2 separate regions of the Homo sapiens genome follow, and region 2 is linked to region 1. The links are chromatin loops, found by intact Hi-C in ENCODE. Cell type or tissue: CD4-positive, alpha-beta T cell. All regions are shown on one strand. Each heading gives the region's core, and the rest is flanking DNA. Links, peaks and the distances in the headings are about the cores only. Region 1 has its middle 27 kb from the start of CFAP161. Region 2 overlaps EFL1 (elongation factor like GTPase 1).

Region 1 (16,961 bases), core at 4,789-12,788:
ACATCAAAACCTAACTACAGGTTGATTGTTCAGTGATGCTTTTGGAAAAAGATATTGATCAAAAACGGGAAATGTGAAAGTTATCAGAATCAAAATGGAGTCACTAATGCTAAAAAAAGAAAAAATTCCCTGACAAGTAGAGCCAGAGAAGGCCATGAAGAAAGAGTTTTCATGCTTGTATGCCTGATAATAAAAAAGACTGCACAAACCACAACCTTGCACAAAAGTCGTCACAAACTTATACAAAAAATCCTTCTGCAAAAACATCTTCCCAACAACTGCCTGTCCCACCTTGGACTTGGCATCACCCTTGTTATCGATCTTTTTAGCCAAGGATAATTGTTTCAAAACAATTATGCAATCCTCATTTTTTTTATTTTAAAAACCCTTGCGCCTGTAATCCTAGGACTTTGGGAGGCCGAGGTGGGCGGATCACAAGGTCAGGAGATAGAGACCATCCTGACCAACATGGTGAAACCCTGTCTCTACTAAAAATACAAAAAATTAGCTGGGCGTGGTGGTGGGTGCCTGCAGTCCCAGCTACTCGGGAGGCTGAGGCAGGAGAATGACGTGAACCCGGGAGGCGGAGCTTGCAGTGAGCCGAGATCGCGCCACTGCACTCCAGCCTGGGCGACAGAGCGAGACTCCGTCTTAAAACAAACAAACAAACAAAAACCCTCGTCTTCCTCTACCTCCATGAATATGCACTTAGTTTACTATGACATGCATATTCCCATTGCGATGTTCTATCCCCAAACATACATCTTTTCTTTCAGAGAGCCTCTCTCTGTTTGTTTAGATTGACATGTGAAAGAAGAGTCAATCAATGTGGCAAACTTCTTTGTTGTGTTATTTTAAGAAATTGCCATAGCCACCCTAATCAACCCCCACCCTCAACAGTCAGCAGCCAACAACAGCAAGGCAAGATCCTCCACTATCATAAAGATTACAACTCACTGAAAGCCCAAATGGCTCTAAGCATTTTTTAGCAGTAAACTATTTTTAAATTAAGATATGTACATTTTTTAGACATAAAGCCATTGAACACTTAATAGACCACAGTATAGTGTAAGTATAAATGTTTATATGCACTGGGAAAACAAAAATCTATGTGACTCACTTTAATGCAATATATGCTTCAGTGCAGCAGTCTGGAAACAAACCCACGTTATCTCTGAGGTATGCCTGTATGTTGTAGCAGCTCTGTCTATTTTTTCTCCATGCCCAGGGCTCATTGTTTTTGTTTGCTTGTTTGCTAGTATATTTGTTTGGCAACTGTGGTATTATAAGAAACATATTTGGTTTTTCTTCTTTGTTCTTGGCACAGAGCTCCTAAAACCCTTGGAATTTCCTGAATGATGAGAATGTCTTTTGTTATTCATAATAAGCTCCTTTTGATCACACTGAATTTATACGAATCAGGTAACTTAGGGTGGAGCCCTTAGATAGCCTCGTGATGGGACTGGCCACCAGAAGGACCAAGTGATTCGAGAGTGGAGACTTTTAGCTCCACTGACCCAGCTCCAAGAAGAAAGGTGAGGGGCTGGAGATTAAGCTCTGAGAGAACTCTTGAACAATAAATGTTGATGTGCTCCTGGGCTGGTGAACACATCGAGGTGCTGGGAAGGTGGCACCCAGAAAAGTCATGGAAGCTCTGCACCCCTTTCCTCACTCCTTACCCTATGCATCTCTTCCATTTGGCTGTTACTGAGTTGTATCCTTTATAACATCCTTTGTAATAAATCAGTAAACGCAGAGTACTTTCCTGGCTCTATGAGTCATTCTAGCAAATAATTGAACTTGAGGAGGGGGCCATGGGAACTCCTGATTTTACAGCCAGAAGTATGGGTGGCCCAGGACTTGCACTTGGCATCTGAAGTGAAGGCAGTCTTGTAAAACCGAACGCTTTTAGCCTGTGAAATCTGACACTAACTCCAGGTAGTTAATGTCAGAGTGGAATTTAATTGTTGGACACCCAGTTGGTGTCTGGAGAATCAATAATTGGTTGTTAGTGTTGGAAAACACTCCAGTGACCTTGGCTAGACTAGTTTGCTGAAGTCTATTTCCTGGACACTGTGCAGTCTCTGGTGTTACTCATTAGAGGGCACAGACTTGGGCATGAGCAGAGTCCCTTGACTCCCCAAATGAATCTTAACAAGATAAACAAAGTAACATAAAGAATCATCTCACAACTTACAACGCAGATGAATTTAAAAGCCAGGTGATAATAAAATAATAAATATGCAAGGGATTTTTTAAATTCTCCTTTTATTACTTTTTACTCTTTTTATCATAAAATATTCATTTTACATGTGATTATATCAAGTTTTAAATTTACATTCCTCAAAAACTCTCAAAGCCAAGATTAAAACAGAAATGCACTCATACATTATTGGATGCTGTGCAATTTACTCAGTATTACTTAGCAATAAATATCCCCTTAAAATCAGGCCACCACTCACCTCGCTTTAAAAGTATTATTTTGACATAAACTAGCTATATACTAGAAAACTTAATTTGCTATTGTTTTCTTTTTTATGATTTATGTATTTATTTTAGGGTCTCAGGTACATTAAATTGGATTATGACACACTCTCAGCAGTGGTCCTCTAGTTATTTAGCCGGTTATTTTTAAATAATGTAATAAGCACTTGTAAACCTATAACCCCAAAATAAAAGCTAAGATCTTGATAATAATCTACATCTAAATATAAGAGTCTTTCATTCCCCATCCCTCCCTACCTCCAGCCAAGGTAACCATCTCCTAAATCCTGTGTTCATTATCCACTTGCTTTTCTTTTTATATAGTTTTATTATACCTATATGTAATCTCAAAATTATGTTTTAATTTTAAGTTCATAAAGATATAACATGCTCTATGTATTGTTTTCATTATTTGATGAAGCTCTTGGGAAAATTTAATTGGAGCCTTTCATTACTTGTAAAACATCTGGCAGGAAAGAAAAGTGAAAGAAAAACTTGGGAATAATCATTTTTAGAAAAGAGAAGTGGGACAAAATTCAGATATTAGGAAAGATAAATACAGGCTATTGTCTTACTTTCCATAGTTCGGAAAGTTTAAAAGTTCTTGTTGGATGACAAATGTAAGTCATCACAGTGTAGTAAAGAAAAAAAAAAAACAGATTGAAGCTCCTTTCACTCGGCTTGCGCAAGTATTTTTGTCTCTGAGCCTCAGCATCTTCATCATTAAAAACAGATTAAAGATATTACTGGTAACTCTCGGGAAAGTATTTCCAAAATAATCTGCAATATGTTAATAGGTGTGAAAGGGGAAAGGGTTCTATGGTCAAATAAATTTGAGAAATGCTGAGTTAAATAGGTTTCTTGATTGCAGATCTTCTCAGATCCTTGAATTAATGGCCTGCACTATAAATCTACAAAATGGCAATAATCCATACAACACTTCCTAAGCTAATTTCAACATCAAATCCTTTTCTTTAGAATCACCTTTTAAAACTGCTATTTAAGGAACAATGACTCAGAGACTTTTTGAAACTTAAATGACATAATAATAGAAATGATGAATAGGATTTGGACATGCAGATGCAAGAACAGAGGTAAGCACTTTCCAGGCAGAGGAAGGAGGATGAGGCCAAGCACAGAAGCAAGAAAGCAAGGGCCAGGAGGGACACAGGGTGATGAGAGGCAGAGGGGAGATGATGGGAAAGTACCTTCAGCATCGAGGCAAGAGTTGGTGGTTTTCTTCTGCAAGTAGTGGAGAGCCCCTGAAACTTTCAGAAGAGGAAATTGACAAGGGACAGAGAGTAGAGCTTTCGGAAGGTTGCTGGGGCTACAGGCCATTGCCTGGATTTAAAGCAGACAGGCCAGGGTAGGGGGTCAGGAAGCCTAGTTAAAGATAGCCCCAGGAGAGGTGATGCCGTGTGCTGACTTAAGCAGTGGCAGCGGGGATAAGGAGGTGGAACTAAATAAGAAAAGAATCAAAAGTGATATTGTCAGGTCTTGGAAAAATGACACTGCAATGGGCAAATCCTTTCAATTGTTCATTCAACCAAAATTCACTGTGCGTCAAGCACTGTGCTCAGCCTTCTGGATGCAGTGGGAAATAAGATACTCATGGTCCCCGCCTTTGTGGAGAGTCAGAAGGAGAAGACTGTTCTGAACAAGTAGTTACATGTGTAAGGTGTGTTGCCGAAGGGTCAGTACAGGGAGGATTTCTCTGAAAGGAATTCAGCAATGTTTTCCCACTAAATAACAGTCCTTTGAAAAAGCAGACAGGATATTGAAAATAATCCAGTTTAACAGAACTACATAATCATTTTTTAATAGCTCATCTGATCAAAGGCACGTATTCCTATTCTCTGCAAAGAACATAGAGTGATGTCTCTACATAGAAAGGGTCTCCTAGTCTTTTTTGTCTCCATCTATTTTTGCCTTCAGCTTCTAGCAGACCCCTGGGGGAAAGAATATCACACCAACAATGCACCTTTGCTTCTCCGCAGCCCAGCATGGCCACCAGAGCCCAGCATTCGTCCCCAGGAACAGGACTATGAGCCTAAGGTCTTGCATCCCCTTTTTAGTGCCCTTGATCATCTGGTGGTCAGTCTCCAGTCCCCTTCCACCGAAGCTGACCACTTGGGTAATATGCCTGCTTATACTATGAAATCCTGAGAGCGGAAGAGATTTCTTACTATTTACTTTCTCCACTGGCTTCTAAAAAGGGAAACCCTTTTGTAGTTAACACTCTGGTGGGTATGGGAATGCCGGCATGGACCCAGAGTAGTGTTTAGTCTCAGTCTGCCTAAGAGAGTGAAAAGAAATGAAGTTTCCCATCTGTGGTGATGCATTCTCCAGAAGCACCCAGAGGCAAGGGTGACCAGGAGAACAGCACCCTCCTGGAAATTCACAGATATCCTGGGGAGGGTTTCAGACTTCTAAGTGGCATAAAGGGGATGGAGGGAGTGGGGGGCTTCAAGTCATTTATTCTAGATATCAAAAAACATAGAGACCTTTAACTGATATTTTCGTTATAGGAGGATGCTGTCCTTCAAAATCACCAGAAAATTTTTTAAATTTTTGCCCCCTTTTAAGCAGGGGAGACTTCTTTTAAACAAAAGCAAGACAGAATTCAATTACATAAAACAAATATGAGAGGTCTTCAAAAAGTTCATGGAAGACACATCTTATGAAAAAACTATACATGGATTTAAAAAAATTTTGCACCAAAACAAACTCACACTAACCTGTACTGAATGTCTGAACAGGATCTATTTTGAGGCACTAAGAAGGATAAGACATCAGTTTGCAAAGATCTCGTATCAGAGCTACATGGATTCTGCTAAAATTGGACCAAGAACAAACATCAAATTTATGCAGAAATTTGGGTGGAAAAATGGTGAAATCACTGATGCTTTATGAAAGTTTATGGTAATAATGCCCCAAAGAAATCAGCAGTTTAAAAATGAATAATTAATTTTAATAAGGGATGAGGCAATGTTGAAGATGAAGCCTGCAGTGGTAGACCATCCACATCAATTTGGAAGGAAAAATATTATCTTCTTTATGCCCTGATTAAAGAGAATTGACATTAACAGTAGAAACAATAACCAACATCATAGACATCTCAATTGGTAACTTACGCAATTCTTTTTTGAGATAAGGTCTTACCCTGTCATCTAGGTTGGGGTGCCATGGTGCAATCATAGGTCATCACAGCCTCAAACTCCTGGACTCCAGTGATCCTCCTGCCTCAGCCTCCTGAATAGCTGGGACTACAGGCATACACCACCACACCCAGCTAATTTTTAAATTTTTTGTAGAGACAGGGTCTTACTATGTTGCCCAGGCTGGAGCACATACAATTCTAACCGAAAAAAGCAAAGTTGAACAAACTTTCTACTTGATGGGTGCCAAAACCATTGTGCCCAGCTCAGCTGCAGACAAGAGCACAGCTTTCAATGGAACTTTTAAACAAGGGGGATTAAGATCCTGAAGCATTTCTTTGAAGAACTGCAACAGGAGATGAAATATGGCTTTGCCAGTATGATCCTGAAGACAAAGCACAATCAAAGCAATGGCTACCAAGAGGTGGAAGTGGCCCAGTCAAAGCAATAGTGGACCAGTCAAGAGCAAAAGTCATGGCAAGAGTTTTTTGGGATGCTCAAGGCATTTTTCTTGTTGACTTTCTGGAGGACCAAAGAATGATAACATCTGTTCATTATAAGAGTGTTTTGAGAAAGTTAGCCAGAGCATGAGCAGATAAACACCCAGGAGAGCTTCACTGGAGAGCCCTTCTCCACCGTGACAATGCTCCTGCTCACTCCTCTTATCATACATGGGCAATTTTGTGAGAGTTTCAATGGGAAATCATTAGGCATCCACCTTACAGTCCTGATTTGGCTCCTTCTGACCTCTTTTTGTTTCCGAATCTTGAAAAACTTTTAAAGGAAACCCTTTTTTCTTCAGTTAATAATGTAAAAAAGACAGCATTGACATGGTTAAATTCCCAGGAACCTCAATTCTTTACAGCTGGACTAAATGGCTGGTAACATTGCTTACAAAAGTGTCTTGAATATGATGGAGGTTATGTTGAGAAATAAAGCTTATATTTTTTATTTTTACCTTTTAATTACATTTTCCCAAGAACTTTTGAAGTTGCCTCACAGATTTAAAAAGGGTGGTCTTATGATAGACTCAAAGGGTGAGTTGGGGCCAAAACTTCCACCTTGCCCCACCAGAGGGCCCTAAGAATCTGTAGAGCATAGATTGAAAACCACCGATCTAGTTTGGCCCTTCTAATTTTACAGCTGAGAAAATAAAAGCCCAGAGTGGGTCCAAACCCTTGAGGACCACAAGCCCCTCAGGAGGAAGAGCAGGGGCTAGAATTAATGTCACTTGACTTTTTGTCCAGGGCCTTTTCTACTTCCTACCCCTTATCTGGCCACAACTGTGGGAACACTCATCTGATTCTCATTGACCCATTCATCTCCTGTTGCTGGTTGGGAAAAAAAAAAAATGCTGGCCCTTATGGCTTCAGAAAAATATAAATAAAAGCATTTCACATATTGAATATAAGATTCAGAATGCAACAAGAATGAATCTGTTTGGGTCCATTTCTATTTTTCTGCAATTTAAAAGTCAGCAATTATAAAAGGTTTGGAAGCAATGCAATTATTCACTTACAGTACAATAGGGTAAAGTTAAGAAAGAGACCATTTCCAGGAACTTAAAGATACTGGATGAATGTGCACAGAAGGGTATCAAGGCAGACTCATTTCCCCAAACCGTCAGCTTCTCCGGTTCCCTTAAGCTGATGGGAGAAGATAGGGTGTGTCTCAGTTTCACAGACGAGGAAACGGAAGTGCAGAGATAGTATGGGAAAACATAAGTTAACATGGGAGTCAGAACTAAAACCCACCATCAAAAAAAAAAAATGTGATAAGAGGGGAGGAAAGGAGAAAGAAAACATTGAAAAATAAAGCCTTCCTCATGTGTTCATAGCATTTGTGGGTCTCAGACCATGTTTATACACATCAGTTTTATTTGGGTACTTCCGTTACAAGAGGTTAGAAAATAATTCAATATTATATGACCAGCTCTGTTTATTTATTTTATTTTATTTTATTTATTTGAGACTGAGTTTCACTCTTGTTGCCCAGGCTGGAGTGCAATGGCATGATCTCGGCTCGCCACAACCTCCGCCTCCTGGGTTCAAGCAATTCTCCTGCCTCAGCCTCCTGAGTAGCTGGGATTACAGGCACACGCCACTACACCTGGCTAATTTTGTATTTTTAGGAGAGATGGGGTTTCTCCACGTTGGCCAGGCTGGTCTCAAAGTCCCGACCTCAGGTGATCCGCCCACCCCGGCCTCCCAAAGTGGTGGGATTACAGGCATGAGCCACTGTGCCCAGCCTCTGTAATTTAAATCACAGGCTTTGGAGTCAGATATTCTCAATCCAAATGGCAGAACCAAGCACTCACCTGCTGTGTAAACCTTGGGTGGAATCACAGTCTATGACTTAGTTGCCTCATCTGTAAAATGGAGAAATAACCTCACTCACGTTATATGATGAGTGTGGATATGTATGTAAGATGACGTGTGTGACACATTGGCACAGTACCTAGGACACAGTGAGTACTCGGTAAATACTACTGCTTATTATTATGAAAAGTCTGACAGCAGACCAAGAATGGGAACCAGTTTTCTGCTCAAATTCCTCCAGGCACCTCATTCAGCAGATGTTTGCAGGTTTTAGATAGTCGCATTGGGCTTGTTTTTTGTTTTGGTTGGTTTGAAACAGGGTCTTGCTGTATTTAGGCTGGAGTGTCATAGTGTGATCACAGCTCACTGTAGCCTTGCACTCCTTGGCTCAAGCAATCCTCCCACCTCAGCCTCCTGAGAAGCTAGTACTATAGGTGCACACCATCACGCCCGGCTAATTTTTAAATATTTTGTAGAAATGGGGTCTTGCTATGTAGCTCAAGCTGGTCTTGAACTCCTGGGCTCAAGTGATCCACCCGCCTCGGCCTCCCAAAGTCCTGGGATTACAGGCTTGAGCCACCACACAGCCACACTGGGCTGTTTCTCATGCTCAAAAGTAATGTCTCATCCAGAAGAAATGTTTAGGACAAGGGCTTCCCTGACCTTTGAAAGAGCGTGTTTAATTTCATAATTGGGCAAGTGTGCCCTCATGTGGCAATTCGTGGGTACAGCTTCTGATTTGTGACTAGAAAAATGATGCAGTGACAGCAAGGTGTTCTCCAGGCTCAGTTCAGAAGACTCCAGTTTACAAGTGGGTCTCTGATTCCAAAGGGAGTTGTAAACCTTTGCTTCTGGAACTAATGATACATCTTCTCTCACTGTAATAAACACCGAGGTTAAAAGCCAGCCGGGCACGGTGGCTCATGCCTGTAATCCCAGCACTTTGGGAGGCCGAGGTAGGCGGATCATGAGGTCAGGAGATCGAGACCATCCTGGTTAACACGGTGAAACCCCGTCAGTCTGATGTCGGAAGCCTATTAAATTATTGTCTACTTGCAATAGTCTTAGGTTTCACTCCTGCAAATAATCCTGTTTCACATTATGTTCTAAAAATATCAAAATCCTTGAGACTCCCCCAAACTATGTCTTTCTTGCCCTTGCTTTTAACTCTATTTGAATTTACTTTCTCAAGACCCTTCTTCTCCGTGTGATTTCTACTCATCTATCAAGACCATCTTAGAAGTCATCTCCCTCAGCAACATCCCCAGCCCAGATTAAGCTGTCTGCTACTCCCTGGTTCTCATGACACTTTGCATTTTCTCTGCAAATCCCTATTATGGGCAATTTTTCTTAGCAATGAGCAACTTGGACTAGTGTAAGCCCCATAAAGACAGGGGTCTTTTTGTTTCATCGACATAGCCTTAGCCCCAGCGACAATGCCTGATAGACAAGGGGATATTTGAAAGCACCTGCCACATCAGTGAATTGTTCAGTTTCTTTTTCACACTCCTGGGACCATCTGTAGTACAGTACAAACACTCATATTATCATAAATTTTATTCACTGGAAATACACAGCTACCCATCCTCCAAAACCTGTGTTTGCACATCACGTGGACTTAATAATCTTCTGCCTGCGTCAGCCTTCAAATGCCTGTCCATCTGGATCTCATAGCAGCCCGGAAGTGTTAATACATTAGTCATGAGCTGCTGCAATAGGCAGGTCTCAGTTTCCCCAGAATTGCAGGAAACCCTCCTCTATTTGTCTCAGATAAGTTGCTATCCCTCCACTTCTGCCAACCAACCTCTCCAGTGGCCACTGACTGCTTGGCTCAGAAGCTGAGGTGGGAGAATTGCTTGAGCCTGGCAGGTCAAGGCTGCAGTGAGCTGTGATTGGGCCACTGCACTCCAGCCTGGGTGACACAGTGAGACCCCGTCTCAGAAAAGAAAGAAGAGAAGGAGTGAGGGAAGAATGGAGGAAGGGAAGAAGGAAGGAAGGAGGGAAGGAGGAAAAGAAGGAAGGAGGGAAGGAGGGAAGAAAAGAAGAAGGAAAGGAAAGAAAGGAAGAAAGGAAGGAAAAGAAAGGAAGGAAAAAAGAAAAAGAAAGAAAGAGAAAGAGGAAGGAGAGAGAGAGAGAAAGAAAGAGGGGGGAGGGTGGGGGAGAAAGGAGGAGGGGGAGTGAGGGAGGAAAAAAGGAAGGGAGGGAGGAAGGAAGGGAGGGAGGGAGGGAGGGAGGGGAGGGGGGAGAAAGGTATGGGGGAGAAAGGAAGGGAGGGAGGGAGGGAAAAGAAAAGAAAGACAAAAAATTGAGGTGACACAGCTACAAGACAGGGAACATCAAGGATCGCCAGAAGCTGCCAGAAGAGGCATGGAACAGATTCTCCCTCAGAGTCACCGGAAGGAACCAACCCTGCCAAAATCTTGGTAACAGGTTTCTGGCCTCTAGAACCATAGGAGAATATATTTCCCTTGTTTTAACCCACCAAGTTTGTGGCAATTTCTTACAGCAGCCCTAGAAAACCAACATGCCATATAAATAGCAAACTAGAGAATATCATATACAGTAGGTGCCATTTATGTAAAATTTTATACCCATGTATAGAAGCCTACAGGGATGCCTGGAAGAATGTTTTCCAGATTGGGATTGGAAATAACCTCTGACTAGTGGCATTTGGGATGATTTTTCCACACTTTCAGATTGGAATAACTTAAGACTTAGATATAAGATATTTGGAAAGAATTCTTTTATATATTTCCTCAGCCTGTGAGATCCAAATGCAATCTTTCTAGAACCTTCCAAATAAGATCAAAAGGATGCCTTGTAACTCCCTTGGATACCATATCCCTTTGGCACAGCCTAAGTCCCACTCATGGGAGAGGATACCTTCCTTGCAGCTCCTTGTGGAATACTTGCTGTCTTTAAAGTAGCTGCCAGAACTTTGGCCCGCTCCTGTTCAGTTCAGACGACCTGGGTAAGGCCTAGGAAGCAGTCCCTACTGCCCCATGCTCACTGTCACAGCTTTCTAGTCTCTTCCCAGCTTCACTGCACTAGAGGGAAAATTGAAGGCGAAAACTGAAGTTGGCTAAAAGCTCCTGTCTGTGGATGCCTCCTGGCAGCATTTGACTGAACCAGTCCCTGTTTTCCATGCTGAATTCTACTGCTACTTTCTCTGCCTTGCAGAAAAAAATTTTGATTTTCATTACTTAATTAGAAGGCTGCCCATTCTTTTTCTTTAGTGGAAAAGCACTTGACAACCAGCTCCATCACTTATTAGCTCTGTCACCTTTGAGCAGTTTTTGTTCTCCTCTCTGTGCCTCTATTTTCCCATCTGGAAAATGGGGATAGTAATTATTTAGGGAAAAACTCTCTGAAATCATGTTTTTCCTCACCTCTCATACCACCACAATAACCATCAACATAGAAGAGGACATCTGTGACCAAACATGAGGGGGTTTTCCCCCATTCACCAAGCAGCGGACACCAGCTAGGTGCCCTCCAATTCATTCCAACACTATTTATCCGGAGATAGTGTCAGAACCCATGGACTGAGGACTCAGTTCCCAAGACTACCCCTCAAGCCAGATACCAGTTGCAAGTTCAGACCTCCAGAGCATGTGACCTTCTGGCTTCAAGTTGGGATTCCCATAATCCCCTCTAGGTTTGAGATTTGCTGGAGCAGCTCACAGAACTCAGGTAAACACAGGTAGTAGCTTATTATACTGAGTACTGCAAGGGATACAGGTGAAGAAATGCATATGGCGAGCTATGGGGGACGGGACGCGGCGCTTCCATGCCCTTCCTGGGCACACCACCCTCCAGGAACCTCCAGGTGGTCAGCTATTCTATTCATAAGCTCCCCAAATTCACAGTCCTCTTGGGTTTTTTTTGTTTTCCTCTTGAGTTTTTATGGAAGGTTCATAAGGTCCCCAATCCTTTCTCCAGGATATAGGGTGGGATCCTCCCTGGGGAGGATCTTGAGACTCCAATCAGAAGGGTGGGGAAAGACTAGAGTCCTGCCTTGGGGCAAGTGAAAGGAGGGCAGGAGATTCTGTTTCCTGAGGCCAAACACATCCAGCATTATAACAAAAGCCTGTAACTTGTGTTATGGGAGTTATGAGCCAGGAATCATAGATGAAAACCAGTCTTTATCACAACACTACAGTAATACTATCTATTTTGTTCACTTACTGCAACAAGTAAATGAGTTAATGAGTTAATACATATAAATTTGACGTGAGCAGTGCCAGGCTCATACTAAGTGCTCAATAAAAGTTGCCCATCATCACCATCATCATCATCATCATCATGTGCTTCCTCGGTCTTCTCTTTCTCCAGCGGCTGCCCTTCAGTGAGGCTAAGATATTTGGTCTTTCAACCCAGGTACATTTTAAAGGCTTGTCTGGCAGACTCTCCAAAATCCTCCTTTATTATCAATCTTTTGGATGTTCTATGTCTATAAAACTTCCTCATTGATTCAACCCCATAGATCAAATTCTTCCCTTCCAAATTAATACCCAACGTAATGATCCAACATCAACTACATTTCTTGTCCTATCATCTGTCCTGGCATGTGAGTCCTGGGGCTTGAGGTATCTGCAAGCTAAGCCGGTGTCTCTTTGGGTTTGCCTGCCACAGATACCAGCCTGCCCTCTGCAGAAGAAATACACATATCTATAAAATATCTGTGGCTTACTTTTTAATTTTTTTGAAACAGGATCTCATTCTGTTGCCCAGGCTGGAGGGCAGTGATGCAATCACAGCTCACTGCAGCCTTCACCTCCTGGACTCAAGCAACCCTTCTACCTCTGCCTCTGAAGTAGCTGAAATGATGTGCACCACCACGTCAACTAATTTTTTATTTTTTTTTTTGTAGAGACAGAAGTCTTGCTATGTTGCCCAGTCTGGTCTTGAACTCCTGGGCTCAAGCAATCTCCCGGCCTTGGCCTCCCAAAGTGCTGGGATTATAGGTGTGAGCCACAGCACTGGGCCCTGTGACCCACTTCTATGACTGGATTTACATAACACTCTGCATAGATCACCTCCCCTTGAATTTTCTGCAAAAGGTCTTGTGCTGGAACTGGCCTAGAAAACGTGAACGTGGCCTGGTCCTGATACGTTCTCAGACCCAGCCCTCACCCAGCAGCTCAGGGACCTAGATCAGAACCACTCTTTTCCTGATCCTCTCCTTGTGTGAGAATATTCTGAGCACAATTGCTATTTGTGCTGAACAAATTTGCACTACTTGGCACCATTCTCCTAACAGTTTGGCTGCCACATGATAGAGCCACTCTTTGGCTCAATTCCAGGGAATGATGAAATTCAATAACAACTAAATGCCAATCTCAGTTCAATATTACAGATGGTACTTGCCGTCTCCAAGTGTACCCTCAGAGCTACACCTTTTGTCCTGGAAGAGGGTGGTGGTGTAGTCTGCAGTGAGGTAGTGAGGTCAGTTGGCCAGGCACATGATTAGATTCCTGGAGAATGTCAGACAACCATCCTGATTCTGAGTTTGGGGGGATGTCATTGCAATCAAACAGCATTGCAAAGCATCCCTGCCAGAGGACAACAGCAAGTAGAGACACTGACAGAGCACCTGGGGGCCAGCTCCACAGGAATTGTCCCTGACACTGTGGGCTGGACTTCAGTCTGACATCACTAGATGCACTGGCTGGCTCTTTGAGTGTTAATGCATTGTTATACTTCCATGCTGGTCGGCAAAGAGCTATTGCCCAGAGCCTCCTGCATGCTCCCTACTATAATAACATTCCCAGCCTCTCCCTCTCAGATCACTCACGAATCACCCCACCACCACCACCATCTTTTTTTTTTTTTTTTTTTTTTTTTTGAGACAGAGTCTTACTCTGTCACCCAGGCTGGAGTGCTGTGGTGTGATCTCAGCTCACTGCAACCTCCACCTCCCGGGTTCAAGTGATTATCCCGCCTCAGCCTCCCAAGTAGCCGGGATTACAGGTGCCTGCCACCACACCCAGCTAATTTTTGTATTTTTAATAGAGTCAGGGTTTCACCATGTTGGCCAGGCTGGTCTCAAACTCCTGACCTCAGGTGATCCAATAGACTCAGCCTCCCAAAGTGCTGGGATGACAGGCCACGGCACCCAGCCACCACCACCACCTTTATTTAACAAAGGGTAAATATTTGGCACAAGAGGGGCTTCTAGGCCTCTGCCTCAACACTACCTCTGCCTATTCCTGATTAGTCAGGGCAGGTTGTTAAATATTTCCATTGCCAACCTTGCCAGGACCCATTCACAGAAGGAAGGCTGGATTGATCAGAAATGAGATGTGGAATGTTTGCCCCAGTAAAGCAGCATTATCAAAAACAAAACCAAGCATACACATCTAGGGATTTTCTAAACTCCTTCCTCAAGCCAGCCAAGTTGGTGGCCAAGTTATTGAACTAGTAACACAGACTTAACCAGCCAGCCCTCTACCTGGAGGAAAATGAGAGGAGCTACTAGCATGCAGGAGGACAAATCCAGTGAGGACCAAAGGATGACACAAAGACATATTCTGGGGCCAGGCATGGTGGCTCACTCCTGTAATCCTAGCACTTTGGGAGGCCAAGGCAGGAGGATTGCCTGAACCCAGGAGTTCTAGAACAGCCTGGCCAACATGGCGAGCCTGTGTCTCTTAAAAAAAAAAAAAAAGAGAGAGAGAGAGGAAAAGGAAATACCTGGCCAACTTAAACCTCTTTTTGTTAAGAATGAGAATTCTTAAGAGATAAAAAGTAGATAATTTTTTTATTTCAAGGATAAAGGAAGATGCCTATTATTATCTAGGCATGTAGAAAATTGTAGGCAATGGAAGAAAAATGGAGCTAGCCTCAGTGTACTCCAGCAGCTACATAAAATTCTGAGGGGGAAAGTTTGCAAAGCAAGATTTCAAACCCCAAGAAGTCATCCATTGTTCATTATTTAAAGCAATAGAAAGACACTCTAAGGTATCTGTAAGGTCTCAATATGCCTCTGCCGTACCTTTCCATAAAAATACTATGCAGTTGATCTGTACGTCAAAATAAAGAACTCTATAATAGAAGACTGTATTACAGTAGGACAGATAATCAGCACTGAAATAATTTAAACTTAGAACTAAGATGAAATAAGTATTATGAATACAGTTTCAAAATAATGCAGATGTTAAATAATTCTTGGAGAAAAAAAATACATCAGTATGGTAACGAGCATTAAACTTTGTCAAAAGTCCCAGACTATACCAAAAACCTGGGATGCAGACAGGCAGAGAAGGTGGAAGAAGTTTTAAGTGGAAATTTTCTCCTCTTATAACACTTATTGAGTGTTTGCAAACTGCTTTAAATGCCGTACATGTATTATCTTATGTACTTTAATACTCATGCATCTATGAGGCAAAGATCATTCCTATTTTATAGGTGATGAAACAAATGGACGGAAGCTAATTACTTGTATAAATATAGGGAAAAAAAACCTTTGGAAATATACGTGAGGAGGAAGATAGTAGGAGAGGAAGATTTACCTACCTTTAGGTCTAATAAAACAGATTTAAAATAAAATAAGCACTTAGAAAATTTAAATACTAGAATTAATATGCTTGATTTAATATATATTTAGCCTCTCTAACCTGCAGTTTCCTCATCTATAAAAAAGGGATGGGACTTCCTTCCTGTTGTAATGTTCTAAGGGTAGTAAAAGGATGCTTCATCTCAACAGACAACCCTGCATGTTGGGGCTATTTGTTGAGCTTTTGGAAATTCCAGAGCATAATTTCTAGGAGCTGAGCTGTTCATCCCAGAATTCTGGACTCAATCCAAGGAAAGGACCAAAATTCCCCTTTGCTTTCAATTGCAGAACTGACCTGCGCTCCTGAGTTCCAGTGGCATGGAGTGTTCTGGGAGGGGCAGCTGGGATTCTGCCCATGGTCGAGGACAGTACTGGAAGTCTGGCAGGAATTCTTCATTGACACATGAATGAGAGCGGGTGCCCTTGGTGCTGACTCTTAGCTGGAAACCCTCTTCTTCCTCCTCGGGCTAAGCACGCCCCCTTTGGGGTAAAGGATTGGGCAGGGCTCCTCTCTGGTGTCTGCTCCTGGAGATAAGTCCTTGATGACTCTCTGCAGCCTCCCATTCGGGAGATAAATTTCCGATTTGGGAGGAAATCACACACCCCGCCCCATGCCCCAACAGGAGTTGCTACATCTCCCATCCCTCTGCAACGGTGGGAAGTGACTACACCCACCCTTCCCCAACCCTGGGGGATTCCAGAATTTGAAAGTTCAGAGCTGGAAAGATAAACATCACTGCATATCCCTCACTCCCTCAATTGTTTCTCTTCAGGAACAGAAAAGGAACAGAGAACCAGACTGTGCGGAAATTCATCCATCTGCGGGCGTTGTTAAGGGAACTGTTGCTGAAATTACATTTGTGGGTTCCTCCCTTTCCTCCTTGTCAACACCCCCACCCACCTCTTAAGAAAAGAAAAGAAAGGAAAAAAAAACCAACTTTGATTCTTAGTCCACGGTGAGCTTCAACTAGCTTGGCCCTGCAAACCTCTTCTTGATTTCCAGAGATGAAACTTAATGTAGTAAAATTAGTGTGAAATTTGGTGCTGGTTTTCTCACTTACAGCCTGTGTCACTTAGAATGAATTAACTGCCCTGTAACCGGGTTACCTGATCCATTACAGGAAATAATCCTATTTCCTCTGCTACTTCACAGGGTTGTTGAACAAAAGGACATATTGAACCCAAGATCTTTTTTTTTTTTTTTTTTTAAGAAATGGGGTCTGGCTCTGTTGCCCAGGCTGGTCTCGAACTCCTAGGCTCAAGCAATCCTCCTCCCTCAGCCTCTCGGTAGCTGGGACTACAGGCTTGAACCCAAATTCCATTTATAAATTGCAAAATAGATATCATGTGAAAGAATCTTATCCTCAGTTCCCACTGTCTCCTTCATGTATCCTACCTGCCAACCAACTCAGTTAGTGTTTTTGCCAAATGTGGAGGACGATT
Region 2 (13,944 bases), core at 4,258-12,257, 1.1 Mb before region 1:
GTCAGTAGTTTAGTAAAACGTTTATATTTGTAAGTTTGGTCTGTAGTTTTTTGTGTATATTTGTATTTGTGGAGTTTTGATATCAGCATTATATTAGGTGCATGAAACAAATCACAAATTAGGGGATGGTTTTTATTGTTCTCTAGTCTGTTTAAATGGCATAGCAATTTTCTGGTCCCTAAAATTTTGGATATTAGCACCCATGAAGTCAGCTATATTTGGTTAGTTGTTAATTGTTATTGTCCCTTTCAGGTTCTTTTTACTGTTTCTTATGTCAGTTTTGGTACTTTATGCTCATAGGTAATCAGATTGACTATCCAGTTTATTTGTAATGGAGACCAGTGTTAATACTGATTATATTCATGACAATAATTAACATCAGTTAGAGCTTACTATGTGCTAGAAATTATACTAAATATTCGGAAGTGATTATCTTCTTTATTCCCTGCCAAATGAGATACATACATTTCACAGATGGGAAAATTGACACAAAGATTAAGTAACTTTCCTTGATCCCATAATAATATTTATTAAGATGGGATATTTACTTCTGTATCTGTAGTTATTTAATATGTTTCCATATTACTTGAGTTTTTTTCCTTTTCTCTTGATGTCTTATTGATGACTTGTTACATTGTATCTTTCCTTCTGCCCTTAAATAACCCATTCTTTATATACTACAATTCTTCTAATATATTATGTATCATCTTTAAGTCTTGGTTCCTGCTTATCATAGATGACTTTATATTTTAATTTTCTAATTGAGATTTGGTTTGTTTTTTTCTCAAAGGAAATCATTTATGGTCTGAATCTTAGTATAATTTGGAATGAATTTCTTTTATTTGATATGCTATATTCTCTTTATCATATTTTTATGTGTACTCTAATTCAATGCTTTGCGACTAGTGGATTACAGTTGCCTTTTACAGATGTGACAAGCCACTGATTTCTTTAGCTCTTGAAGCTGCTGAGCAGGTTATGGGAAGGTGGGAGTCCCCTTGTCTATCACCCAGATCAGATTGTTAGCATACAGGTTGATAAAATGCTTATTTTACAACTTAAGATGTGTCTGTTAATTCTCATTTTCACTGTCTGAAGTAACTGGCAATGACTATATAAGTTCTTTTGAACACATAGATTAATACAGCTTCATAATCTAATAACTGTTTATCTACTAATAAGCCCATTGCTGCCATAGATATTGTATAAGAACAAAGGATTATTTGATGGGAATTCTCTTCCCCTCCATCTTCAAAGAGTATATTCCTCTTTTACTCTTAAATGACATTTAACAATGTAGAGGCCAGATAATTAGGGAAGATGAAATGAGAGATAATTGGAACAGTTTTTGTTGAAATTTGTCAGTTAAAGAAAGGAGCAAAATGGGTTAACAGTTTGAAGGAATAGTTGAGTCAAAGGAGTGTGTTTGTGTGTGTGTGTGTGTGTGTATTTACTGGAGTTTGATTATACTTGTTGTATCAGTGGAAAATAGGTAGGAAAAGAGGAAAGATAAAAGATGCAATGAAAAACTTAAATGGTCAATAATACAAGGTTTATAGTCTCTTCCAACTCAACAATGTAGAAAACATAGCCATCTGTTAAGAAGGAAGGTTTTGGACAGAATAAGATTCTGAAAACTGGTAGATGCATGGAAAAGCCACAACGAGCATTTGCTAGCAAATCATTAGATTATACCTTGACTAAATTGGACGGTAATGAGGTTCTGGGAAGAAGTGGAGATGGGTAGTCCAGTGAGCATTGCATAGACATTGAAATATAAGACTGTCTTGAGTAAAGTGCCAGAGGGACTATAGGCTATTCATGATTTGGGGCTTCCCTAGTTACAAGCTTGGAGGAAATGCTCGTGAGACCATCTTCTCTCAAGCATTAGGTCCTCTTGCTTCCTGTTGGGAAAGAGGGGACAGTCTCCCCTGCCATAGAGCCACCTCCTGCAAACTCAGCTGATAGGCTTGTTGCAGTTTTCTTCATTTCCATCTGTGGTTTTGGCCCTACTAATCCTATTTCAGGTACAGTAGTTGAAAAAGTGAACAATTGTATTTAGAACTTGCACATAATAATGAATAGACTGCAGATCATATTCTCTTCCAAAGATATGCTGGAAACATACTTCGTGAGTTGAGTATTTATCAGCATAGTTGTCATGCCAACACTGGGCAGGCCAGAGAGGCCAGAGCCTGGAATTTAGCTAAACTAATAAGACACTAGCAGGTCAAATGTCAGATATAGGAAGGAGGAAAGAGTAGGTGGGCGGTAATGAGCCAAGCAAAGGTCATGCTCAAGGAACAGATAGTGAGACATTTGACCTCTATTCTTAGTATTTTTGGCACATGACAGAATGGAGAAATAATTTGACATTTATATGGTTTCATGCAGGTTAGGAAGATATCCTTGATGGTTCACACAATAGTCTTTTGGTTGATAAGTTCAGATTTGATTTTTTCCAACAGAAAAGCAAGTGATTGTCAAAAGGGCTTTGAAGAAGGTGGAAATATACTCTCTTACGCCCATAAATTGATATAGTCTGATTGGAGTGCAAGTTGTAAGACAGGGGTAAATTGGTTAAGTAGATTTTTTTTTTTTGATTTCCAAAAGGAAAGGTATTTTTTAAAGACTATGAAGATAGCTTGGGGGAAAGGTGATTTTCAGTTATAACAGTAAGTATGAATTTTGAGTAGTGGCAGTTATTATAAAGACTTGGCAGGTCTTTCGGTCTTTCCAGAAAATGTAAAGTATATGATTAGGAGAAAGGTGATACTGGATAGAGAAACATGTTTCTAGTATGACCTGAAACATGACATGTGGCAGACATTAGATGTGAAGTAATCAAGGAAATGCATTTTAAAATCTCGGTGAAATGTCCTTTCATAACCATTAAAATGACAAAAATGTTAAAATCTGACAGTGTTCTGTGTTACAGATATGGAGCAGTTCAAACATTTGTAAACTGTTGTTGTAAATTGATACAACCACTTGAAAAAATACTTGACAACAGGATGTAGCAATCCCACTTCTAGGTGTGTATCTTAGAGGAGCTTTAAGTACACTCTTAAAGAGACAAGTACAAGGATATTTATAGTAGCACTGTTTATGAAAGCAGAAAAAGGGACACACCCTAAATATCCATTGGCAGAAGAATAGATAAGTAGATTATGGTGCACAATGGAATATTATACATTCGTGAAGATGAATGAAGTACATTATATGTATCAACTTCAGTCAGTCTCACAAATAGAATTAATTTTAAAAACAAGCAAGTTGCAGACCACTTATATAAAGGTTAAAAACATGTGGCCAGGCGCGGTGGCTCACGCCTGTAATCCCAACACTTTGGGAGGCCAAGGGGGAGTGAGTGGATCACGAGGTTGGGAGTTCAAGACCAGCCTGGCCAACATGATGAAACCCTGTCTCTACTAAAAATACAAAAATTTGCCGGGCGTGGTGGTGGGCACCTATAATCCCACCTACTCCGGAGGCTGAGGCAGAGAATTGCTTGAACCCGGAAGGCAGAGGTTGCAGTGAGCCAAGATTGCGCCACACGCCACTGCACTCCAGCTTGGGCGACAGAGCGAGACTCCGTCTCAAAAAAACCCAAAAAACAAAACATGTACATGCCATATATTGTTTAAGAACAGATATATATGCAATAAAAAATAAATAAATGCACAGAGAAATAAACAGTAAGTACAAGTTAATGGTTGTCTTGAGAGAGGACATGACTGAGGAGAAATACACAAGTATTAGTTAAGGTCTGTTTCTTAAGATGAGTAGTGGACCTATATTGTCTGTTTTAGTTTTCTTTTACCTGTTTTTATATCTTAAATATTAACGAGTTTTTTCTTCAAAAAGTTAGGGAACAGTCTGGGCGTGGTGGGTCACGCCTGTAATCCCAGCATTATGGGAGACTGAGGTGGGTGGATCACAAGGTCAGGAGTTAAGAGACCAGCCTGGCCAACATGGTGAAACCTCATTTCTACTAAAAATGCAAAAATTAGCCAGGTGTGGTGGAACATGCCTGTAACCCCAGCTACTCGGGAGGCTGAGGCGGGAGAATCACTTGAAACCGGGAGGCGGAGGTTACAGTGAACTGAGATCGCACCATTGTACTTCAGCCTGGACGACAGAGCAAGACTCCGTCTCAAAAAAAAAAAAAAATTAGGGAACACTATTAATATCTTTCCTTGAGTTTGCTGGTGGTGTCTTGTAGAATTTATCCCATATAATTGAGTAGAGAGGTAAAAAGTGTTTAATTTGGAAATAGAATATTTTGGGTTAAAATTCTAGTTCAGCTAACTTTTAAGCCTTGTAGCCCTGGGCAACAGGCCTCTCTGATCTTCTCTTCAACCTCTCTGATCCTCTCTTCTGCCTCACCGATCCTTGGTTTCTTATTTGTGAGCTGAGGATCATGGAAGGCAGCTCCGAAGATCCTGTGGGATGATGCACATTATTTCATTTCAAAAAAATATCAAAAAGCAAAATGTCAATTAAGCAACATAATTGTTATCACTGATTTCCTTGGGAAATATTATAATTAACAAATAGACCTCCAAAGTCACACATAAAGAAAGAAAATGATAAGTGAAGCACTTAATTATGAAGATTAAAGAATGCTTTCCCCTTTTAAAAAATGTCATTTATTTAAATGCAATTTTTTTTAATCCAAAGAATTTAAGTAGGCTACTAAAAAAAATAGGAAAAGAGTACTTTTCTGGGGGAAAAGTACTCTTTTGTTCTAGTGAAGTTGATCTGAAAGACGTCGTCCAGCAATATATGTAGAAAAGAAATCAGATTCACTGTCTGTTGCTGAAACTCTGACTTTCCCTCTCCATTCTTATTCAGTGTTGCAAAGATTCAAAACTTTTTGATAGCTTTTAAGAGGAAGTTTGAAATAGCAGAGGTGATAGAGGGAATTAGTTTTTCTGAGAACCAAGGCAAAAGGAGTGAATCCTTAAAACTCCTGAATTGTCAACATTGATGTTGGAGCCCCACTCCAGATTCGGGTTGGAGTGTGACTCCGCAAGTAGACATTTTGGAGAAGGAGGAGTGGCTGATGCAGAACCTGTGGCTTAAAGTAGGAGGAGGGAGAGAGTTTTCTACTGGGAGGCATATGTATTAATACAAGCTTACAGACAAAGTGGAGAAGGAAACAGTAGTAACCATATTGTCCCAGATTCTTCTCTGACAAGCCATATGCCTGTTCAACAAAGCCATTAGCTGTGTGGGGTAGATTCAGAGTGAAAGTTTGAGTTCTTTTTTTTTTTTTTTTTTTTTGCAAGAAGTTATTAACTATAAAAATGGGCATATGTTCTTCTAAAATGATATTCTGACAAAATAATGGTTCACAAATACAAAGCAGCCCACACAATTGCAGTATAATTTGTTTTATTAAAATAAAAGGATATATTTATTCTTTTAAGATATCGTTTACAAGGAAAATCCTCAACTGAACCTCCAGAATTATGTTAAGAGCAGTAGGGGTTGCAAGCACGTAGATTCTTCCCTGGAACACAATATATTATGGTCTTTTAAAAAACACTTGGCCTTTTTCTGGTTTTATACATAGAGTGAGGAGAGTTAGTTATCTTTGCTTAGGGAAGAAAGTCCCCCTCTCCTTTGTAGATGAGCACAGAGCTTTTACCTTCCTAACACCCAGACCTGCTGATTTAGAGAGGACTAACTGCAAATTCCCTAAGGACTGGGCCTCCCAAATCTTCACACTTAATTATTCCTGGTGAAGATCTCTTGAGTGTTCAATGTATATTGGTTGAATGCATGAATCAATTAATCACTTAATACGCTTAGGCGAGGGAATACATGAGCAGCCAGAAGCTATTTAGTGTTCATCATTTATTTTCTTCAAAGTTTAAAATATTCTCAGGCAGCCTTGGCAACATAGTGGGACCCCGTTTCTACAAACAATAGAAAAATAAAAAAACAGGCATGGTGGCACTTGCATGTAGTCTCAGCTACCCAGGTGGAAGATTGCTTGAGCCCAAGAGGTTGGAGCTACAGTGAGCTGTGATCGTGCCACTGCACCCTGGCCTGGGTGACAGAGTGGAACACTGTCTTAAAAAAAAAATTCTCAAGTACATAAGGGAGATAGAAAGTATAGAAATATTTCTTTAGAAGTGAATACATTGGCTTTTCAGTATAAATCTACTGGAATTTTAGGTGAAAGCAAAATACTTTCTTGGTCTGAACATTTCTTATTAAAGAATATCAGAGTAGTGATGTTTTAATGTGTTCGGATTATTCAACTCCCAGAGCCAAGATGATGTTATCACTGGGGATTTTTTGTTTAGCTCAGATAGTACACTGAAACTAACTGGTTCTTCCTGCCCTCACTGTGTTCTGGGAGGCTCCCAGGTATGTCCTGGACTGAAAAAGGTGAGGCCATTTGATGTTAAGAGAAGCAGAAATATTCTGAGTATCTTTCTGTTCTTTTCTCTGTGCCATGGTCCAGTCAACAGGAGGGGAGAACATTGTCCCAGGCTTTTGTAAAGCCAAGATTACCCCCCAGAAGCTGCTTGGAGCCGGTTTCCAGTCTCCTGAGCTAAGGTTGCTGCCAAGGGAAGGCAAGACTCAATTGCCTCTGCCTAAAGTTGTTATTTTGTATAGTATTCTCATAGGTGTGCTGTATAGACTTAAGCTCCACTACTGCTTTCCCTCTTTTTTAAAAAAATTCTCTTATTTTCTACCATTTATTTTGGCATTTGTACTCTTCCTTGTGTTTTTCTTTGAATGTTTTACGTTCTATAACTCTCATGTGCCTGGCTAAGCCTTTCTAGGGCATGACCCAGGTAATGCATAAGCTTGGGTATTCAGGTTTGTTTTTTTCCCGATGCATAGGTGTTGTGCCAGCACAGTATATCAAATAAACTTGCCCCTGCCCCTGCTTCCTTCCCCGCTGTTTCACTACCACGTTTCCCATACAACTGTAGTTTGTTTCTGGATGCTGTTTTCTATTCTGCTGTATTTGCAAGCCTGTATTGTTTGATTTTGAGGGTATCAATAATTCATTTTTGAATCTGGTTCTGTCACTTTTAGCTTTAATAATTGGGGGCTATTTTTAAACATTTATTCTATATAAACTTGAAATGATTTTATCTCCTGCGATACATTAAATGTCTATGTTAAGACATCTTATTTACAGAAGTAAATTATGACCACTCTTTTACTGTAAAGGTAATTATATAGAAAAAGCTAAGCAAGTTGCCTTCCTAGGGCTGATTCCTACAGGTGTTATCGGTGTATTCTTCCAGACTTCTATCTATGCATAATACATGCATACATAGTAAGAAATAAATTCATGTGTGTGAATTTAAATAAGTTCACTAGGGAGCTAAAGCTGGGACTGCAGCTTAAACCCAGCATTATGTTGTTCTGGTTTCTTTATTATTACCAAATAAATGATTTGAAACAGTTAAAATTATCCCAGCACTAGTTTCTTTTGAGGGAGTAGCCTTTTCCATTTTCATACAAGGTCTTATTTTGCGGGCCGCAGTCCTAGCTGTCTCCAATTGAGCCAGAAGGCAGCAGCCAGAACTACTTTTGCCTGAGGGTCTTCCCTGAGACAAAGACTTATGCCCTTGGCCTTCTTACTCTCGGATATTTGTGAAGCCCAGGATCTCTCTCTCTTTCTCTCTCTCTCTTTCTCAACTTCTGGAGCAACCAACTGCTATCTTAGTGTCATAAGTTAATTCTAATATACCTGGGTGGCCTTTAATCTAGTTCCATTTTTCAAAGTTTTTGGCTTTTGGATAAGACCTTTTCCTGCATTGACATAGCCTCTCCCTAATTTTATCTGTTTTTGGACTTGGGATTTGGAGGTGGAAGGATGTGAGAGAGGGAGGAAGGAATATAAGGTGTCTTTCATAAGCCTTCCTTTCTCAGGATCCAAAGATTTTTAAAAAGAAAAAAAGCAGGTTTTGTTTTTTTTTAATGCAGTGAACTATTTTTTCCTCTGAAAAGTGAAATCTTTATTGGCTTAATTTTATATCCTAATCATTTACTCACATTTATTTTGTGCTTACTATATGTTTGGTTCTATATTGATCACTAGGTTAGGTTTCTCATACTGGGTGCTTAGTCTTCCAAATTATTTGTAGGTGCTTCACAGTTTTGATCGCAAACTAGTAAATAAGGCATCCTCTGGTTGGAGAAACAGCACTGGATTTTACCAGTGGGACCTCTGGCAAGTTGGCCACTTTGTGGGAATTTCCAGACCTGAAACTGCATCTGCATAGAAGGAAGTTGAGGTAGATGAATCTCTATGGCCTTCCTTTCTCTCCTGGTTGGTTTTCCAGGACCCTTCCTCACCTTTTCCACTGTCCATGTCTTGGGTTTTCCTGTATTTCTTAGTTACGTTGCTGTTTTCAGTACCCTCTGTGCCCTCTTCTCTATCTGTGGGTTGCTTTAAGTGACATTCAGACAGCCAGAGGTCCAGAGGCCATTTGACATAGAGGAATTCCATCCTTCCAAAGATCTCTTCTCATAAGCAGGAGTTTTTTGTTTTTTAAACAAAACAAAATAGTTATCCTGATTGGATCCATGAGGACTAGCTCACTTGGCTGTGCCTCGGGAGAGGTCCAGAATGGCTTTCTTGGACTTGAACGAGCTCAGAAGCATTGGCACTTTCTCGTTTACACTGGCCTTGATTTTGGGTAGAGACTGAGCAGGCCGAAGTCCCCTCTCTGAAGCCATCATGGGATGATGGTAAAAGGCATCTGCAATGTTCCAGCTCTAGCAGGGTCACAACTGCACTGAGATGAACACAAGGGGGCAGCCTTTCCCACAGATTTTCATCAAATCACAGAGAAACAGAGTGCAATTTCAATGTCAGCGCATGCATGAGCCTGTGCTCTGTCCACACCAGTGCCCATGTGTAAAACGTGTAGCCTGTAACTGTTTATAAAGGGCCTTAGGGTTAACGGCATATGAATGCTCAGTAGATTTTGTGCTTTACTGTGCTACAGTTTCGTTAACACAACCCAGGACTTCTCATTGTAGGTTATAGACTATATCCCCCTGCCTAGCCCAGAGTCTTACACATGGCAGGCAGGCAGGTTGGCAGGCAGGGCAGGCAGCAGGTAGGCAGGCAGGCAGGCACTTTTTATTACTGGAGGCTTAGAGATGACTGAATCATTAATATAGAGGAGTTGAAATTGATTTAGCCTGCTGTTTCAACCTGAAGAATGACTTCAAAGCAGGCATTTAAATTTATTTTGGCCCTTTTTTTCATTCTCTTGCCCCTCCTACCCCTCTTCCAACTACTAAAGGCATTGTTTCAACTGTATATATTTTCTCTATTTTTGTTTTCTCTTCATCTTGGAAATTGAGTTATGACACCTTTGGTTGTTTCTAGTTGGAAAAAAGCATTATTATGAAAATATATGCTGTTTAGTGAGCAATGAAGCAGAATATAAAATATCACTAATATCCTGAACCCCCATGCAATTAGAAGCACATTGTCACTAGTTTTGTTTTATGTTTCCCAGATGACTGTTAATTTAGCAGTTCAGCACATAATTGCATTGATGATCATATTTCTAAGGATTTGAGTCTATTGATTCAAGTGTAGAATTGAAGTAAAAGTTGTTATTCCTTCACTGTTGTATCTGAATTTGTTTTATTATTTGACTCTATAATGACTGGAAGAAATCAGATATGCTTGGAAATCAAAGGTAAATTTTCTGTCCCCTGGGAATAGGGGTGGAAAGGAAAGAGGAACATTTTTTTTAGCTCTAAACAAAATGAGCAATTAGTAGATTTATTGTATAATAGTTGTTTTTCTTCAAAACCACAAGCCTTCAATTTTCTAAAATGACAATAGTAAATTTTCACTTTCTAAACAGTTTACATAATCAGTTTCACTATATTTGCATATATTTTGTTAACTGATACTAACAATGATGCCACAATTTTTTTTTTTTTTTTTTAAGTTGGAGTTTTGCTCTGTCGCCCAAGCTGGAGTGCAATGGTGCAATCTCGGCTCACTGCAATCTCTGACTCCTGGGTTGAAACGATTCTCCTGCCTCAGCCTTCTGAGTAGCTGGGATTATAGGCACCCACCACCATGCCCGGCTAATTTTTGTATTTTTAGTAGAGACAGGGTTTCACTATGTTGGCCAGGCTGGTCTCGAACTCCTGACCTCGTGATCCGCCCGCCTTGGCCTCCCAAAGTGCTGGGATTACAGGCGAGAGCCACCGCTCCCGGCCGAAGCCACAATTATTAATGCACTTGAAAGATATATCAAATTAGATTTAACCAACGTTTATTTAGTACCAACTGCATGCCAGGTGTTCACTGAGTCAGTTTTGTTTGTTTTCTTACTTAAGCCTTGAAACAAACTTTAGTGGTAAATTTCTCTTCATTTTGCATATTAAAAAACTGAAAGGATTTTGACTTGCTCAGCAAATTACACTATCCCAGCCATTGCTTATTAGCTATAATTTTATTTTCTGTGTAGTTGTATAGCTGAGATTATTTGAAACACTGTTACTGATTCTTCTCACTTACTATGATTATTAAAAATGAAAATATGCTCTAATGATTTTTGATACTCTGCATATAGAACCCTTGAGTTTCATAGGTTCTGTAGGCCCTTTCTCCTATAAATAATCTGAGACTCACAGAGAGGCTGGGTCTCCTCCAAGCTTGGGCAGCTGATAGTTTGAGAGTTGATCTAGAACCCGGGTCTTTCCCTTTGTAAGGGGCAAAACCACTGGAAAGGACAGGCAGAGAAATAGCTGGGCTCCTCAAAAGGAAGAGAGAAGCTGACAGTGAGGATTCGTCAGTTCTGCTCAGTTTGGAAAGAGACCCTTCACTGTCTGCTTCTTCTGACCTCCCTATGCTTCAGTTCTCAGCACTCCTGAATATACCACGATTTTCATGCCTCTGTGTCTCGGTACACGCTGTCTCTTCTCCTCAAGTGTTCTTTCTCCCTTCATTGCCAGCTAAATGTCACCGCCTCTTGGAAGCCTTCCCCAACTGCGTCAGACAGATACATCTGGCTCTTTCCTTTCTTTGAGTTCCTGTACTTCTTTTAATAGATCTCCCTTAGAACATTGATTCCTTTACATTGTTTGTGTTTTCAGTTAGTGTCTCGGAGCTCCTGGGGCAAGGGTCCTCATTCTTTAGGCATATCTCTGATGTTGAGCCTGGGTGCACTTTACTAGGATGCATGTTCAAGTGTGGGTGGGAATGAATAAATGAATGACTGTGTGCTCCCCTCCCAGGTGCTGCTTCTGAGCACAGAAATGGAATAGAAGTTTGAGCAGGAGGAAAATGGAGTCTGTGGAAGTTCTAGGAGATATTCTTACAGTTACTCATTAGTTTGTTGGCGTTTAGCTTCTAGGTTACATATGGGAAACTTGAGGGACAGCAAATCACAAAGAGAGACTGGAGGTCCAGCTTATTAGGAAACTTGAGTTTCTAGGATGTGGCCACCAGCTTGTGTACATCTTCGTTGATTCTCATGTTCACTGTGTTCCCCAAGAATTAATTTCTCCCAAGGGCCTACATCAGTTTAGAGTAGGCAACGAGGTTGGGTGTGTGTTTTTCATTAGTAGATATATTAATCTGCCCAGACATGAGATACACTAGCACGGTTTACAGCCTGAAAACACAGCTCTAAGAGTTTGTGGGTAACAGAACATTAGTCTTACTTAGGTCTTTCTAAATATCTTCACTCCTCAGAGTAACTTTGAGTGTTTTCTGGATTTGAGTTTGGCTCATTAAAGTCTGATTTCTACATAATTCAGATACATCCAGAGTTTTTTGGATAATACATTTGAAAAATTTCCCCTTATGAGGTTAGACAAGTTTATAACCGAAACCAAGTTCATTAAACCTATGCTAAAATATAAAATTGTCTTTAAGAAAAGCCCAAACAGGTAGAAAGTGACAGTTTATTAGTAAAATTATAACAATAATTTGAATGTATTGATATTGAACGCTACGTGATATAAAAATACATTATTTCCCAAGGTCACAAGTCATTACCAAGTTTAAGTTTATTTTAAAATATAGCAGATCCATAGTTTTGTTCTTTGTATTCATCATAGAATCTTTCTGTGTATCCTATTTTGTTTTCTTTGCCTCATTGATTACAAGATTCCGAAAACATTGACTACTAGATTTTGTGGAAAAGTAGAGAAGCTGAGCATTTGAACCCACTAACTTCATCTATCTTTTTGAGTAAAGCAAGCTATTTATTTTCATAACTAGGGAGGCCTTACAACGTGGGTTGCTGAGGACATCCTGTTTATGCCTGTCATCTTGGAGAAGTTATTAATAGTGTCGCCTTTCACCGTTTAAAATCGTAGCTCGGATGATAAGTTCTATGTGGTCACCCTTATTATCACTGATATATTCTGTCCTTGATTATTTTATGCTTTGATTTTAATAATTCTGTAAGTGCATTTTTGACTATACTTTTCTGCATTTTTAAATTCTCATGTTTTGGAAGGTATATCCTATTTTATTTCTATTAGTAGCTGCTTTTTGTGTTTTTCAGATCATTCTTTAAATGTAAGTCAGTACTGAAATGTTCTCCTTTGTGTCCTAGCAATTTAAGACTTAGACATTACAAGTTCTTTGAGAATGGCGCCGGATTCATTTTTGTGTCTCTGGCAGTATTTAGTAATCTGCTTTGCACAAAATACTCAAGAAATATTTATGGAATGAATCTTAGGAAGCAGTTTGGTTTTATCAAAATGAAGAGCGAAATTTGGTCTAGTCTAGAATGGTATAGATACCTCCCGATAAAGGAACTGGGATTGTGCTTGGGCTGAAGATCCAGTCCGCCCAATGGCACTACTGACCAAACCCAGCTGTGGAAAAGATTTCAATGATCTGTTTTAAACTCACCTAGGGACTCCCAAGTGAGTCTTCAGTAAAGTCTTCTTCAATTAAAGTTCTTTCTCTAAGATTACACTACTGCTAAGTATAAAGACAAAGGAATTTTCCAGTGCCAAGCAAAGACAGACAGAGAGTAGCCTGGTTCAGCCACTGTGGCTGCTCACCGTGTTAGCGACAGCACTGTTTTCCAGAATGAGGAGAGTGAAGGCGGCGAGTTGGGTGGGAGAGCCCAAATGCAACAATAGTTTGCACGGCATGTAAAGAGTTCTTGAAAGAGGTTGAAGATTTTTGTAAGCACATTCAATTGATTGAGCCATGTGTATTTCCAAATAATAGATTTGTCCTCTTAATTTAAAGGAGACATATAATAGAAAGCTAGGTGTAGTCCCTAACAGTCAATCACTTACGAGCCAGAGGAGGGAAGAATGACCTTTTTCAGAATTTAAGTTGCAAAATACACCTTGTCCTCTGATAGGCAGTTTACAGTGCCTGACAAAATGAGTCATCTTTTTGTTTTGCCAAATTTTACTCTAGCTAAGTGCCTCCAAGCTTAGGCAAAATAAAGACAAGTTAACTGTTCTTAAATGTAATAATGCCATGGACTCTCATGAATAGAAGCCTTTGATAACTAGAAAATAGTTATCTTTGACTTTGTGTTCAAAGTATAGGGGTTGCTTATCTATAAAGCTGGAAGGGGATATAATTGGTTATAGATAAGGAAGGATGTGCATGAATTGAGTTGAGGTACTTTCTAAGTCCTAAGTTACTGCATAGCTGCTTAATACAGTGTCTAATATCTGATGGTGGTGCTCAATATGTATTAATGGAATCTAAATTTCTTTCTCCACCAAGATCTCTGTCAAGTATATTTGATCATTAAGTTAACTGTTCCATTTTCAGGATCCAGTAGTCACAAACTATAGCAAAATCCTAGGGTGTTTTAGCTTTCATTTTTAAAAAATACAAAATTTGAATTTTTTTGTTTTAAAAGCAATACCTATTCTTTGTTAACAAATTTAGCTGGCACATTTTTATTTTGGTTTCACTCATTTGAATTTCAAAAG

Evidence for each region. A loop is a pair of places that touch in the nucleus more often than their neighbours do. Peaks named below come from ENCODE experiments on the same cell type or tissue, not always from the same donor. Only the 100,000 strongest peaks of a DNase experiment are listed, where the experiment ranks them.
Region 2: a loop joins it to region 1, with 24 times the contacts of the local background. A loop is called at or near these places in 2 of 110 quality-filtered maps.

What each region holds. Positions count from the first base shown.
Region 1 is chr15:81,098,374-81,115,334 of GRCh38, reverse strand. It overlaps a transcript of CFAP161 not described here. Among named protein-coding and RNA genes, the nearest start is that of CFAP161, 27 kb to the left of the region's middle. RefSeq lists an enhancer at 3,571-3,730. In CD4-positive, alpha-beta T cell, for the core only: CTCF peaks have their summits at 6,698 (motif pointing right), 8,426 and 8,664 (motif pointing left); a DNase peak (open chromatin) is centred at 8,664; H3K27me3 peaks cover 703 bases.
Region 2 is chr15:82,193,044-82,206,987 of GRCh38, reverse strand. All of the region lies in intron 15 of EFL1 (elongation factor like GTPase 1), which reads left to right. Among named protein-coding and RNA genes, the nearest start is that of EFL1, 63 kb to the left of the region's middle. RefSeq lists an enhancer at 8,669-8,728. In CD4-positive, alpha-beta T cell, for the core only: a CTCF peak has its summit at 8,778 (motif pointing right); a DNase peak (open chromatin) is centred at 8,797.